Linked DNA regions of Homo sapiens: region 2 is linked to region 1. Evidence: chromatin contacts called from ENCODE Hi-C data. All regions are on one chromosome and are shown on one strand. The core of a region is the stretch at or near the end of the contact, and the rest is flanking DNA. Distances in the headings are between cores, read along the strand shown. Region 1 overlaps LOC124904307 (a long non-coding RNA gene). Region 2 overlaps BCL2 (BCL2 apoptosis regulator).

Region 1 (7,296 bases), core at 1,856-4,355:
ATAAATTTATGTTTAGAGAATAGTTGCAAACATAATAAAGTGAGTTTTCATAAACGCCTTACCAGTTTCCCCTGTTGTTAACATTTTACATCACCATGCTGTTGCATTGGTCAAAACTAAGAAACTAACATGGCTGGATGCAGTGGTTCATGCCTGTAATTCCAGGACTTTGGGAGGCTGGGGTAGGAGGCTCACTTGAGGTCAGGAGTTCGAGATCATCCTGGCCAACTAACAAGGCCACATCTCTAAAACAATTATTTTAAAAAATAAAATTTAAGTAGAAACCAAAATTAATGTATTTCTATAAACATCTTGTCTTTTATGACCTTGACACTTTTGATGAATATTGGTTAATTATTGGTTTTGTAGAATGCCTCTCAATTTTGATGTTTTCTTATGATTTGATTGAGATTATGCATTTTGGGCAAGAATTCCACAGAAGTAACGCTGTGCCCTTTCGATTACCTTTAATAAGGGATACATCCATGTGGTTATTTGGTTAAGTTAGTGACTGCAGATTTCTCCACTATAAATTTACTATTCCTCTCTTTTTTTTTTTTTTTTTTTTTGAGACAGAGTCTTGCTCTGTCACCCAGGCTGGAGTACAGTGGTGCAATGTCTGCTCCCTGTAACCTCCACCTCCCGGGTTCAAGCAATTCTTCTGCCTCAGCCTCCTAAGCAGCTGGGACTACATGTGCACACCACTGTGCCTGGCTAATTTATTGTGTTTTTAGTACAGATGGGTTTTCACCATGTTGGCCAGGCTGGTCTCGAACTCCTGGCCTCAAGTGATCTACCTGCCTCAGCCTCCCAAAGTGCTGGGATCACAGGCATGAGCCACTGCGGCCGGCCCTATTTCTCTCCTTCTCCTTTTTTTTTTTTTTTTGGCAGAGTTTCGCCCTTGTTGCCCAGGCTGGAGTGCAATGGCACGATCTCAGCTCACTGCAACCTCTGCCTCCCGGGTTCAAGCGATTTTCCTGCCTCAGCCTCCCGAATAGCTGGGATTACAGGCATGCACCACCACCCCGGCTAATTTTGTATTTTTAGTAGAGACGGGGTTTCTCCATGTTGGTCAGGCTGGTCTTAAACTCCCGACCTCAGGTGATCCACCCACCTCGGCCTCCCAAAGTGTTGGGATTACAGGCGTGAGCCACTGCACCCAGCATATTCCTCTCCTTCTACACTCTATTCTTCAGCAACCAGTCACTATGTCTAGCCCACCAGCAAAAAGGGGGAGATTAGGAAAGGGGGAGATTAGCCTTCCTACAGGAGGGCTTATCTACATATAGTGTTTGGAATTTGGTAAGGAAAATTTGTTTATAACAGTCTTTTAAATCTGACATCATTCAGGTGTCAATTTTTCCACTGATGTTGAAATAATATTTGTTGGCCAGGCGGGGTGGCTCACACCTGTAATCCCAGCACTTTGGGAGGCCGAGGCAGGCGGATCACAAGGTCAGGAGTTCGAGACCTGCCTGGCCAGCATGGTGAAACCCGGTCTCTACTAAAAAAATACAAAAAACTATCCAGGCATGGTGTTATGTGCCTGTAATCCCAGCTACTGGGGAGGCTGAGGCAGGAGAATTGCTTGAACCCAGGACGTGGAGGTTGCAGTGAGCAGAGATTACACCACTGCACTCCAGCGTGGGCGACAGAATGAGACTCCATCTGAAAAAAAAAAAAAAAAGAAATAAATAATATTTATTTACCGCAAGTATATTTTTGGTGGATTCTATTAAAGTACAAGGCATACACGTTTTCCACCCTAATATGTTCTAATAGGAGAGAGAGACATTAAAAACAAGTAAGATGTAAATAAGATAATTACATATTGGGATAAGTGTTATAAACGAAACTCAGTAAGATATGAGAGAATGTGGTAACTCTGGGGGAGGCCTTCTGAGTCAGTGCAGTTTGGAAAGGTCAGTCTGAGGTGTTGACATTTGAACAGAGAACTCAAAAAAGAGAACAAACCAGTTCTGTGAAAAACGTTCCAAACTTCAGAATGATTTGGAGGCAGAAAATTGTCCTGTGATGGTTAATTCATGTATCAACTTGACTAGGTCATGGTGGACCCAGATATTTGGTTAAACATTATTCTGGGAGTATCTTTGAAGTGTTTGTAGATGAGCTTAAAATTTGAATCAGCAGATGGAGTAGAACAGTTTTCCCTCCCCACGGTGGATGGGCGTCGTCCAATCCATTGAAAACCTGAATAGAACAAAAAGGTTGAGTTAGGGAGAATTTGCACCCTCTATCTGACTGTCTTTGAGCTGGGACATCAGTCTTCACCTGATGTTTTAGGCTTGGGCTGGAACTTACATCATCAGCTTTCCTGGTTCTCAGGCCTTCTGGTTCAGACTAGAACTATACCACTGGCTCTCCTGGGCCTCTGGGTATCCAACCCACAACTAATATGTGTCGCCAGAATAGAAAAGGGGCTAGAGGCTGGGCGTGGTGGCTGACGCCTGTAATCCTAGCACTTTGGGAGGCTGAGGCAGGCAGATCACCTGATGTCAGGAGTTCGAGACCAGCCTGGCCAACATGGTGAAACACCATCTGTACTAAAAATACAAAAATTAGCCAAGCATAGTGGTGCACGCCTGTAATCCCAGCTCTTTGGGAGGCTGAGGTAGGAGAATCACATGAACCCAGGTGGCATGGGTTTCAGTGAACCAAGATCGTGCCACTGCACTCTAGCTGGGCTACAGAGCAAGACTCCATCTCAAAAAAAAAAAAAAAGAAAAAAAGGAAAAAAAAAGGGGCTAGAGTAGCCCAAGTGTAGGAAAAGATGGTCACTTGCTATGAGAAGTAGAGAAGAGATGGAGCCTGCTCCATCAGGGCCTTGAGGACCATGGCGAGTAAAGGGTTTGATTTTTACTTTAGGTATTGTAGGAAGCCTTTGAAGGATTTTTGGCAGGAAAAGGAAATTAGATATTACATTTTTAAAATATTATTCTGGCTGTCCTAAGGCTCACAGATTGTAAAAAGCAGATACTAGGAGCCCAGTACAGCAGGCCAAACCAGAGATAACTGTATGTATGTGGGCTGGGGCGCGGGGGTGGGGGTAGTGTCAGTACAGACACAGAGAAGTAGAGGGATTTGAGAGAACATTTGGAGGTAGACCCGACAGGCCTCATGTGTCATAATGTGCTTGTAAATAAAGTCTGCAAGTTTCAGTCATTGAGAGAAAGGGAACTACTTGATGTAATACAGAAAGTGCAAGCAGATTAACATAGATCAGGCACACTGTGTTAAATTTATAGACATCTAACTTTAATGTAATTTTTTAAGTACCTCATTTTTTGTTTGTTTTTGGAAAACAATGTCCCTCTGTTGCCTAGTTTGGAGTGCAGTGGCGTGATCATAGCTCACTGTAGTCTGGACCTCCTAGGCTCAAGCAATCCTCCCACCTCAGACTCCTCAGGAGCTGGGACTACAGGCACACACCATCATGCTTGGCTAATTTTTAAAGTTTTGTAGAGATGGGATTTTGTTATGTTGCCCAGGCTGGCCTTGAACTCCTGCACTCAAGCAATCCTCCTTTCTTGGCCTCCCCAAATGGTAGGATTACAGGTGTGAGCCACTGCATCCAGCCAGTACCTCATTTTTTTAATTGAAAAAGTAATCCATGATTATGATGGAGAATTTGGAAAATATAACATTATTCTAGAATTTTAGGAGATTGGATGTGTCTTAGGGAAGGGTGGGATCAAACCCATGAAGAAGGGCACAAAGGTATATGAACAAGAATGTTCACTGCAGCATTACTGGTAACAGCAAAAAATCAGAAATAAGTGTCCATGATTATGGAATTGGTGAAACAATGTAGCCATTAAAAAGAATGCAGTACATTTTTGTGCACTGAAAGGAAATGGTGTTCAAGATATACTAGGTAAAAAAGTCTAATGCAAATAGTATACATAGTGTGATCCCACTCATGTGAATTAGAATATTTTTCATTGTGTCTTCCTTATACTAAGAATATTATAAATAAAAGCCTAAATGTATCAAATTTTGTTAGCAATGGTCACCTCAAGGTGGAGTGGGGATTAGGAAGGATTTTAACTTTATGGTTTATACCTTTTTGTTTTAGTAAGATTTCTTAAACAATGGATATGAAGAAAAAAAATTTTTAAGTAGACACAGAAGCAGTAATTTTAGGATCAATAAGTACTTCAATGAAGTCTTTGAAGCAACAGTAAGAAAAAGTCCTATAAATATAAGCATTACTTTTCTTTATAGAGAGTTTATATTAATCTCAAACCAGAAAAATGGAGATTATTAAGTTGAATTTGTTAGCATTTCCAAGATGAAGTTGAGACTGTCTTTATTCATGTTCTTCGAATTAACATTAAAAACAAATACATGGATAGAACGTTTTCTGTGTCATTTATTTAGGCAATGCATCTTACAGTGGTTTTCGTGGTTTGGTAAATAAATACACAAATTTATTCATGGAAAATACAGAAAATTAGTGGGGCATGGTGGTGCACACCTGTAATCCCAGCTACTTGGGAGGCTGAGGCAGGAGAATTGCTTAAACCTGGGAGGTGGAGGTTGCAGTGAGCCAAGATCGTGCCACTGCACTCCAGCCTGCGTGACAGAGTGAGACTCTGTCTCGGGAAAAAAAAAAAAAAAAAACCGCAACTTTCTTTTTGTCATGCTTTGTGAAAAAATGATTAAAGCATGGTTTTCTGAGCATCAAGATTATGGATTATTACAGATTATTTCCATCATTTTCTTAAGTCCTATGTTTTTCAAATTCTCTATAATAATAATGTATTACTTTTGCAATCAGAAAAAGAGGTACTTTACAAAATGTTTCATTAAAGTTAAATGTCTATAAACTTAAAACAGTATACCTGATCTCTACTGATCTGCTTGTACCTTCTACGTGACACCACGTAGTTTCTTTCTGTCAATGGCTGAACCTTGCAGACTTTATTTACAAACTAGGACCAAATGACTTGTATTGTGATCATATTGGTCTGCACCTCTCTCCATCCAAAATGATGAGGCTAGGTCCATTAAGCACACACCCTGGCAAACAACATTTAAAATATCATTACTGAAATGACTATGCAGGCTTTTCATCAGACTTTTACAGCACCACAAAGAAAAGTCAGAGCAAGAAGATGACTGTTAGAAAAACTCCAGTCTCTTACACCTTCTTTTAGCCCCAATCACATGGTGTGCAGCAGATACTTTTAGGTTACACAGAGTAAACCTGAAACTGCAATCTGCAGCTATGGTGTGCAATGTGATGGTGGAAAAAAAAAAAAGGTTTCTTTGGACACTTGAAATGTTCATGCAAAAGGTTTGAGACCCATGGATGAAAGGTAAGTAAATACCGCAGGACATGTACATTGTACTACAGCCAGCATAGCATAATTATAGTTTGCTTTTAACCTTTTGAAGCCTGTGTTTTCTGGTTTTAGTCTCTTCGCTTTTCAAATTATTCCTGACTCATTAGCTTTTCACCCTAGGGGCAATTCATAAGCTCCATAAAAGTGTGGATATTTTTTCTTTTTCTTTTTCTTTTCTTTTCTTTTCTTTTTTTTTTTTTTTTGAGACCTAGTCTCTGTCGCTCAGGCTGGAGTACAGTGGCAGGATCTCTGCTCACTGCCAACTTCCACCTCCCGGGTTCAAGTGATTCTGCTGCCTCAGCCTCCTGAGTAGCTGGTATTATGGGCCATGCCCAGCTAATTTTTGGATTTATAGTAGAGATGGGGTTTCACTGTGTTGGCAAGGCTGGTCCTGAACTCCTGACCTCAAGTGATCAGCCCACCTTGGCCTCCCAAAGTGCTGGGATTGTAGGTGTGAGCCACCACGCCAAGCCGTGGATATTTTTCTTAAATTTCTTTTCCAGCAAATGCATACCATTTGTTTTTTAGTATCAGAATGTAAATTCCCACAGTGAGAAGCAACTAAATAATACTTATTTTCATCTTTTATACCCTTTTTTCTTTTCTTTTCTTTTCTTTTGTGTGTGTGTGTGTTTCTTTTTTTTTTTGAGACAGAGTCTCACTCTGTTGCCCAGGCTGGAGTGCAGTGGTACAATCACAGCTCACTGCAGCCTCAACCTCCCAGGCTCAAGCATTCCTCCCACCTCAGCCTCCCTAGTAGTTGGGATTACAGCCATGTCCCACCAGGCCTGGTTAATTTTTTTTTTTATTACTTTTTTTTAGAGACGAAGTCTCACTATGCTGGTCTGAAACTCCTGGGCTCAAGCCATTCTCCTGCCTTGGCCTCACAAAGTGTTGGGATTACAGGCATGAGCCACCAAACCTGGTCCTATCTATAATTAAAAGCACGTAACTGAAGACCAATTCTTCATTACAACTGGAGACCCTAATCTGAAGAGGCTAGTTGGGAGCAAGGTGGTGTAGACACTACTGGTATCCCAACCACGGACCAATTGACACTTTGGGATGAATAATTCTTTGTCATAAAGGTTTGTCTTTGCACTGCAGGATGTTCAGCAATATCCCTGGCCCCTACCCATTAGATGCCAGTAGCACAGAGCTCCAACACAGAGATGTGACCACCTAAAATATCTCCAGACACTGCCAAATATTCACTAGGGAACAAAATCAGCTTGCTTGAGAACGATTGCGTTAGGCCAAAGACCTCACAAAATCAAATCCTCTGTGCCTTTGCCAATTCAAATTGCTCCTTTAACTCCATGGTCAACTCTACCCACTTAGCCACCCACCAACATAAAATACAGACACAAACACCCTCACATTCTTCATATGAAATACCTTGAACATTGTCTAGTGTTCTTCCTCTGAGCCATATGTGGCCAATTTGGCTAAGAGGAGAGAAGTAACCACTGATGCCTATTTCCTACCCTCCACTGACATGGGAGTTCATGCTTATCCTTTTAAATGTATTTAAGTTCATAATGTGCTGACTTTCTTTCTTTGTTTCTTTTTGGAGATGGAGTCTCGCTCTGTTGCCCAGGCTGGAGTGCAGTGGCATAATCATACATGACTGAAGCTTCAAACTCCTGGCTTCAAGCAATCCTCCTGCCTCAGCCTCCTGAGTAGCTGGGATTACAGATGTGAGCCACCGTGTTGGCATGTCTTGACTTCTGAAGCTCTAAAATGCCTCCAGCTTCTTTATCCACTAGCCACGCTCTGTAAATCCATGCTCCTCCATAAATTTTGTTTGACCATAATATTATTTAATTAACTATGTCTATTCTGCCTTGAAATTGTTTTCTTCATTTGGCACTTAAATATACAGTTATGACCCAAGCTCAAGACAGCTATTTCCTGAAGTTATTCT
Region 2 (7,296 bases), core at 1,441-3,940, 8.9 Mb after region 1:
GACCTGACTCCTTCCTGGGGCCCCTTCCTCCAGAGGCCCCCCACGAAGCTGTGCTGGCCCTGTTTAGGCAGTGGACACAAGCCTGTTCCAACCCCAGAATCCAAGGTCTAAGTCATCTTCAATAAGGTATTGCCTGAAACCATGTGGGATAAAAAGCTTCTTCCTTTAAAATAACCTTCAATGAAGCCAGGCCATTACTGGAACTTATCATATATAATGACACACAAAATGCCAAGAGAAATTTATAGCGCCGCCTGTCTGCCCACCATTTAGGCACTGGTGAGTCATTAATTCATGAGAGATTTATCAGTTTATAAAAGATGCTAGATAAGTTAATTTTTAAAAATCATGTGAGTATAGATTTATGCTCAGGTTATCTACTTTAAAAAAAGGATCTCTCTTGGGCTGTTTTTCCAAAGCAGTGCAATTCACGTTAACCCCCCATCCCACTGCCTCCAGCCCATGCCCTAGAGAGCTGCTGAAGGACACTGGAGTCTGACTAGAGGCAGGGCTGGGCCCACTGAGTGTCACCAAAATCACAAAAACACAACTGAAAGAGAACTGTTCTTAAATACTCATGTACCATAAAAGGGGAATTTCCAGAGGTCTCTGATATTAGCAATTTGCCCTTCCATTCCCTTCCTCTCTAGTTTCAAGATGAGATGATGACAAAAAGACTGACTAGTGAGAAAAAGCATGAAACTCCATCTACAAACGTGCAAACCGACACAGAGCAAACCTGCAGGAATTTCCACACCCGGTCTTCTGATTTGCCTTGAAAAGGGGGAAAAAGAGAGAAAGGAAGCGTACCTTCGCCTCCACTAAGACATCAACATTAACTCTGTTTTCTTAATTTCACACGAACATCACTGCGTCTGGAGTCTATGTTTTATTTTTCCTGTTAGGCAAAAGCAATTTTTCCCAAGTAAAAGTTCTGAAACGGATTTCTTTTAGAAGCAGAGATAACTGGGAATTTTCTCAAAACTAGTACAAGTATGAATGTTTCTCCTTTTACTTTCCATTTTTACAAATGCATTTAGGGCCAAATGCACTGGCTAATTTTGATAGAATGTAACAGAGACAGGAGAAGCAGTCCATCTCAGTGAGTGAGTGGACATTTATTAGGCATTCACTTTTCACAGGCCTGGGATATTAGGTATTGCGGGGGTGTTGTATTCAGGAAATAGAAGTCAAAATCCAATTGAGTAGGGAAATGAGCCAAACAGAAATGGACACAAAGACACCAAAAACACCTACAAAAACACAGATGAATGTGCAGAATCAGCTGGAGTTTCTATGAGCTGAGCTGAATCTGCTCACCTTGCAAAGATTTCCCCGCACAGTGGGGACTGCCCACGCGTACGCATTTCTTAGTTTCTGCTGGCCAACTCGAATCGTTTTCAGCGGGGTCATTTACATCGTGTCCACTTTTTCTGGTTTCCAAACTCAACCCACTTTATTATCTTAAGAGTTTTCATTCTCAGTATCATTTACATACAACAAAATGAATATATCATGTGTACAGTTTTATGAATATTGACAAAGGCATACATCCCTTTAACTCACTCCCCTATCAAGATATGCAGCATTTCCATCCTCCCAGAAAGAGCCCTTGGAGCCACTTTGTTTTTAAATTATTTGCATCTGAATATTTTTGAGTGGAGATTATCAAAGCCAAATGTGTGGGAAGAAAGCCTAATCATTAATCATCTACTACAAATACAGGTAGTAAAGGTTTTGAAGATGGTGCGTGAGCCTGCACAGACAAGTCTGCGGGATTGGGTCCTGTTATGAAATGCCAAAGGGGCTTTTTAGCGACAGGCACGTGGGCCCCTCTCAGCCGCCCTGTCGGCACTCAGATACGCAACTAAGACCGAGTGGGTTTCTTTTCTGGTTTTGTTCTTTAGGCATCAGAGTTTACATGTTTAGAAAGAGGGAAGTTGAGGCTGAATAGTCACATCCACCATATTCTCATAGGGGCAAATGTTCTCTGATTAGGAGGGCTCAACCACAGTGCAGAGTCCCCTCTTCCAAAATTCTGTTTCAACACCGAGAGGAGTTCACATGACCAGGCAAATTAGAGATTTTCTTAGCATTTCCTGTTTCCCAGATTTCAGAGGAGCCCTTCAGGGAATGTCTGGCCCAGGGTAGCACATTCAGGATGAGGGAAAAATGGTTATTTTTAGGTCCCTCCAACCATCACATTCCTCCCTGTCTCCACTTGGGCACTCTGTTGTTCTAGTGACCTGTCAAAGGGATGGGGGCGGGGCTGCGAGAAAAAAGCCACATCGCTTCCTTTGGGGTGGGGGTAAGGGTACCCCTGCTCCAGGGGTCCTAAACTGCTCACTAGCCCTTCTGCTGGAGAGGGACCAGAGGTGGAAGACCTGCCAGAGTGAGTGCCAGGCAGCTCTAGACTTCTGGGTATTCATTTCTCATAAAAGGTTGCAGTATTTCCTGGACACCTGAATTCTATGTCTTCACGGCAAAAACAATTCAAAATGTCCCAAAACATTATGCAGGAAGGAGTTTTTAATTTTTTTTAAATCACTTTTCCAAAATGGTACCCTGAGGTGATCCTGTCTTCAATCTCCCAGCAATGAAAACAATGTGGTTGAAAAGTTGACAGCTTTCAACCCTTGAAAAGGTCACCTCCCTGCCTCACACCCTCTCGTAAGTATTAAGAGCATAACGGATATTTTGAGTCACATGTATTGTTCTTTGTTCATTTGCATTTGGTGAAATCCCCCCCTTGGACCAATTTAGTAAGCAGTGCCTTGGGCTTCCTTGGTGATTGTTCTCTTGTCTTCTGTATATTTTTTCCTGTGAAAAAAATTTAGACTCAGCCAGTGAAATGAAGTTGCAGCCTCTGTCACTGATGCTTTCTTTTTGCTCAGATGATCTTTCCATCTCGCTTGGGACAGAATTCCTTCTTCTTTGCAACGAATGAAGACCTTCGAGGCTCAGCTGAGGCCCTTGTACTCCAAGACTTTCTGAAAGCTCCCTCGCCCCTCCCCATCTGACCTTCTGTTGGACTGACATACTTCTCCATATTTCAGCCTCAGATGGCTTGGTGTTCACCACTAGACTGTGTTACTGAAAGTTAATCAAGGGTCCTAGGGCCATTTACAAAGTGGGACTGTAAGAGAAAGTCTAGCTAGATGGAAATGTATCCTAAATACCCCCAAGTCCCAGCACAGGGGTTCCCATCAACAAAAAGCCTCACCTCCAAATACATTGCTGAGGACGCAGGGCCCCGTCTTCCCACCTGACGCACTACACACCACGTCAGCTGTCACAGGAGGTCTGAGTGCTTTATGAAGCTGCCTGCTTTCTCTCTTACCTCCATGTGTAAGCCAACCACTCTGGCTTTCAGAAACATATTTCTTTCTCTATGAGTAATTTAAAAGTGACTCATCCTCAGCCTCACCAGCCGGTCCATGTGACCTGCAGTGCTGGTTGAGTGTTATCTATAGATGTGTAAACCAAAGCAGTTCTTAGAACACAGATTCCCCCTCCCACGTGCTGTTGATTTCCCTTTGCTACACAGGGAGGGAACGATGTCAGACATGAGCAGCCAGGGACTGCCCGCTCCGCACTCAAATCTGGAATGTGTCCATTAGAGGAAACAAAGGCCATCACCCAGTGACAGAAAAGAAGAGACAGGCAAAAGGCCTAATATATTTATTTTAGTATTAGCAGACCATCAAGAAGCTCTGAGAAAACTCCACAAAAATTGAAGACGATGATGACCCATATAAACAAAAAACTGCTCAAAGTTCTTTTTCTGAGCCAGTAGAAATTTAGACCTCATGAAACAGAGATGACACCCACACCCACCCCAACCAAAACCCCACCAACACGTCTTCATTGCTCAATCAGAAACACATTCCTGGGATCTGCTGTGGTTTGTCTTGGGAACTCACATATATGAACATGTTTTTATTTCTTCAACTTGCCTTTATTCCACCATCACCAAAGAATGGTGTCAGGCCCAGCTCGGGGACACTACTGGTGCAGGCAGGCACGCGGGTGACACAGCTGGCCAGCATTCTAGATCGTGTTTCTTACCTCTTTCTCACTTCCTATTTTCTATTAAACCAAATCTGAACTCATTTGCCTGCTTTGTGAAGACCTTCATAATCCAGCTACTGTCGCCTGATTTTCTAGCACCATCTATGCTCTTGGCACAATTAATCCTTGGCTACCACTAGGGCAGCATCCTCACTGCTCCTCCAAGGAAGACACCAGAGCCTTCATTTCCATGCCTTCACCCTCCCAAACCCCCAAACTCTGCCCTCCTTCCTTCTTTCCTTCCCTCCTTCCTTCCTTCTTTCCATCCCTCCTTCCTTCCCTCCTTCCTTCCTTTAAATTGAGAAACTTTTGCTCTGTCACTCAGGCTGGAGTGCAGTCGCAATTATAGCTCACTGCAGCCTTGAATTCCCAGGATCAAGTGATCCTCTTGCCTCAACCTCCTGAGTAGCTGGGACTATAGGCATGTGCCACTATGTCTGGCTAGTTTTTGTAGAGATGGGGTCTGGCTATGTTGCCAAGGTTGGTCTTGAACTCCTCGGTTCAAGTCATTGGTCCACCTCGGCCTCCCAAAGTGCTGGGATTACAGGTGTGAGTCACCATGGCTGGCCACCCTTCCTTACCACTGTCTGTATCTTTACCTTCTGGGAGCACTCTTACCTTCATCACCCAAATCTTAACCCATTCTTCCAGCTCAGCTCATCCCACCTGAAAATCTCCTTACCTTCCTCACCTGACCATTCAAGCTGTCACTAATGTCTACATCTCCTAAACTTCTCCAATAGTTCATCACATCTGCTCTTCAGTTTTGTTTTGCTACCTAATATATCACTTCTTATATTTTCCAATATTGTTTGATTGCAAGTTCTTTTGGGAGGGGTATCACATATTTCACTCCTATTGGCCCCACAGTGCCTAGCCCTATAACAGCAGATGAAGCAACCTTTAGATTGAAACAAATATTATTTTAATATTGCCAAAAAGGTGTAATAAGCAAGGTCTTACTAAACTTTTGGCCAGCTGTTAAATTTGATTGCATGTTGCCTGAAAGAGAAACTTTACTTTTTATCCTAGTAGGAAGTTATGTGGAGAGGAATAATGTATTGGATATTCAGTAAAATGAAAAAAAACACACAACAATAGTCATTTATATAGCACTGTGTACAAGCACTGATCTAAGCACTTAACAAATATCCATTCATCTTAAACTTCATAGTGACTTTAAAAAGTAGGCACTATTATATTCCCCACTTCACACATGAGGAGATCAAAGTATTGGAGGGAAGTTGTCCAAAGTCACATAGTGGCTAAGCTAGACTCAAACTCTGGCAATCTGGCAATCAGACTCTTCAGAGTCTGTGCTCTTAGTGGCTGTGCTATATTCCTGTTAATAGGTGTGTGCTTTTATATGGCCTTTTTCATTGAAGCAAAGAGGAGCTTATCTTCTGTATGGATACCATGTTACAGTTATGTGTACTAAATCCATCATGAGTCAAGTCCAGTGTAAAGAAAACTGATGGTGAGATGTCATCTTCCAGGGAAGCTTCAGAAAGAAGTATGGTGGTGGTATGGGAGCTGAACAAATAGAGTTTTCTTTGAAATGAATGGAGTAAAATCTTCCAGTCCGCCCTCAGGACCCTGTGATATGGTACCACCCTTCCATGCTCTGTAGAAATAAGAGATTTGAACCTCTGGGCAATCTTTAGGTAGGCTTGCTCCAGAAAAATATTACTACATACCCAAGAGAATCTTCCCAAATCCTACTTTCTCAACATAAACTCAATACAACTCAAATCACAGCTGCCATTAGATTTGCTTACAAATTTTAAATATGATCTGGCAGCCCCAGACATGGTATGCCTGAGAACTCCAGATTAGGTACAAGAAGAAAACCTCATCCTGGTGGTCAAATCACGGCAGGAAGTGATGCCACTGACAATTATTCCTGTATTAGCAGTTGCTTAAGTACCATGAGGCTTTTAGGGGGAAAGACTGGGAGGCAGTGGTTGGAAATGAAGCCCATTATTAATGTAGTCAAGCTCTTCAGCTGGATTCAATAAAATAAAAAGCCCTGCCCAGACCAGTGTCTGTAGTAGAAGATGCTAAAGAGCTGTTTTTCAAAAATCTGGCTTTATTGAATCCAGGCTTTATACACAGCATTCCTTCTTCCTGAATGGCTGAAAAATCATTCCATGCATTTGAAACCACTGGAGGAGAAATGAACTTAAGCCATGGCAAGAAAGCACAGTTAGATTTAAGGCGTGAACGTCAGCGTTCAAGGTAATGGAAACCTTGGTAGCCCTGTAGATAGATTTTCAAGAGAGACTGTGAAATCCTCAAGTCAATTAATAGAAGAATATTTTTCACAATAGCAAAGACTTGGAACCAACCCAAATGTCCAACAATGATAGACTGGATTAAGAAAATGTGAATGCTAGATGACGAGTTAGTTGGTGCAGCGCACCAGCATGGCACATGTATACATATGTAACTAACCTGCACATTGTGCACATGTACCCTAAAACTTAAAGTATAATAATAAATAAATAAATAAATAAAAATAGAAGAATATTTTTATTAATTCAATTCAGGTTCAAAATTATTATTGGGCGCCTACCATGTGCCAGCCCCCATGTGGTGCCCTGCAAGGCTCTAAGGATACCAAGATGAATAAACACAACCACTGCTCAGGAGGAATTTACAACCCAAGGGAGGAAACAGGAGCTCAGGGCTGACAACCATGGAGGGAAGTGTCTTGGTTTGGATGAACCTCATTGGGTGTGACTCTGTTGGTCTCTGTCCCTCTCTCTGGGTTTGCTGCTGTCACTTTTCATGGCTCTGGCTCTGTCTTCATTGTTCTCTGACTGCCTTGTCTCCATCTTCCAGGCCCCTAGCTGCAGACCTCCCTGGCTTGGGGAGCCGCAGGCATCTTCTGTGTTTATCCCTCCAACCACATCCCTGGCCAATGGCTGCTTCTGCTTCCATACCCTGCTCAGCAGGCTCATCCACACTCATCAGGAATCCTGGAGAGACCTCTCCTATCCCAAACCTCTCTCAGGCTAAATGGCTACACAACCGGAAAAGGAGCCGTGGAGAAACTGACTCCTTGGGGGTGAAGGCCTCGGGCCTAGGTGTTTTACAGTCACCTGTGCAACAAACATTTACAAAGGGATGCAAAGGGCCCAGACACTGGCGGGAGACAAAAAGAGATTGAGCAAGACTCTGTCCTCAAGGACCTTAGGATCTAGAGAAGGCTTGCAGGGGAGG

The links. Hi-C counts contacts between places; a loop is a spot of excess contacts on that map. Pooled maps may share reads with other maps.
Region 2: a loop to region 1 is called in a map with no recorded cell type, with 19 times the contacts of the local background. The contact joins two enhancer-like sites. A Hi-C loop is called at or near these places in 3 of 37 single-sample maps with no recorded cell type and 2 of 50 pooled maps.

Annotation. Positions count from the first base shown.
Region 1 is chr18:54,258,951-54,266,246 of GRCh38, forward strand. It overlaps LOC124904307 (a long non-coding RNA gene), which reads right to left. Exons shown (of 2, transcript XR_007066379.1): 2 at 1-2,211. Among named protein-coding and RNA genes, the nearest start is that of POLI, 6.9 kb to the right of the region's middle. RefSeq lists enhancers at 3,203-3,262, 5,048-5,097. Within about 2 kb of position 3,106, at least 5 of the 41 ENCODE cell types and tissues checked have a DNase peak (open chromatin) inside an H3K27ac peak, as active enhancers do.
Region 2 is chr18:63,158,506-63,165,801 of GRCh38, forward strand. All of the region lies in intron 2 of BCL2 (BCL2 apoptosis regulator), which reads right to left. Among named protein-coding and RNA genes, the nearest start is that of BCL2, 160 kb to the right of the region's middle. RefSeq lists enhancers at 211-260, 2,326-2,445, 2,856-3,095, 3,186-3,475, 3,676-3,725 and 2 more. Within about 2 kb of position 2,691, at least 31 of the 41 ENCODE cell types and tissues checked have a DNase peak (open chromatin) inside an H3K27ac peak, as active enhancers do.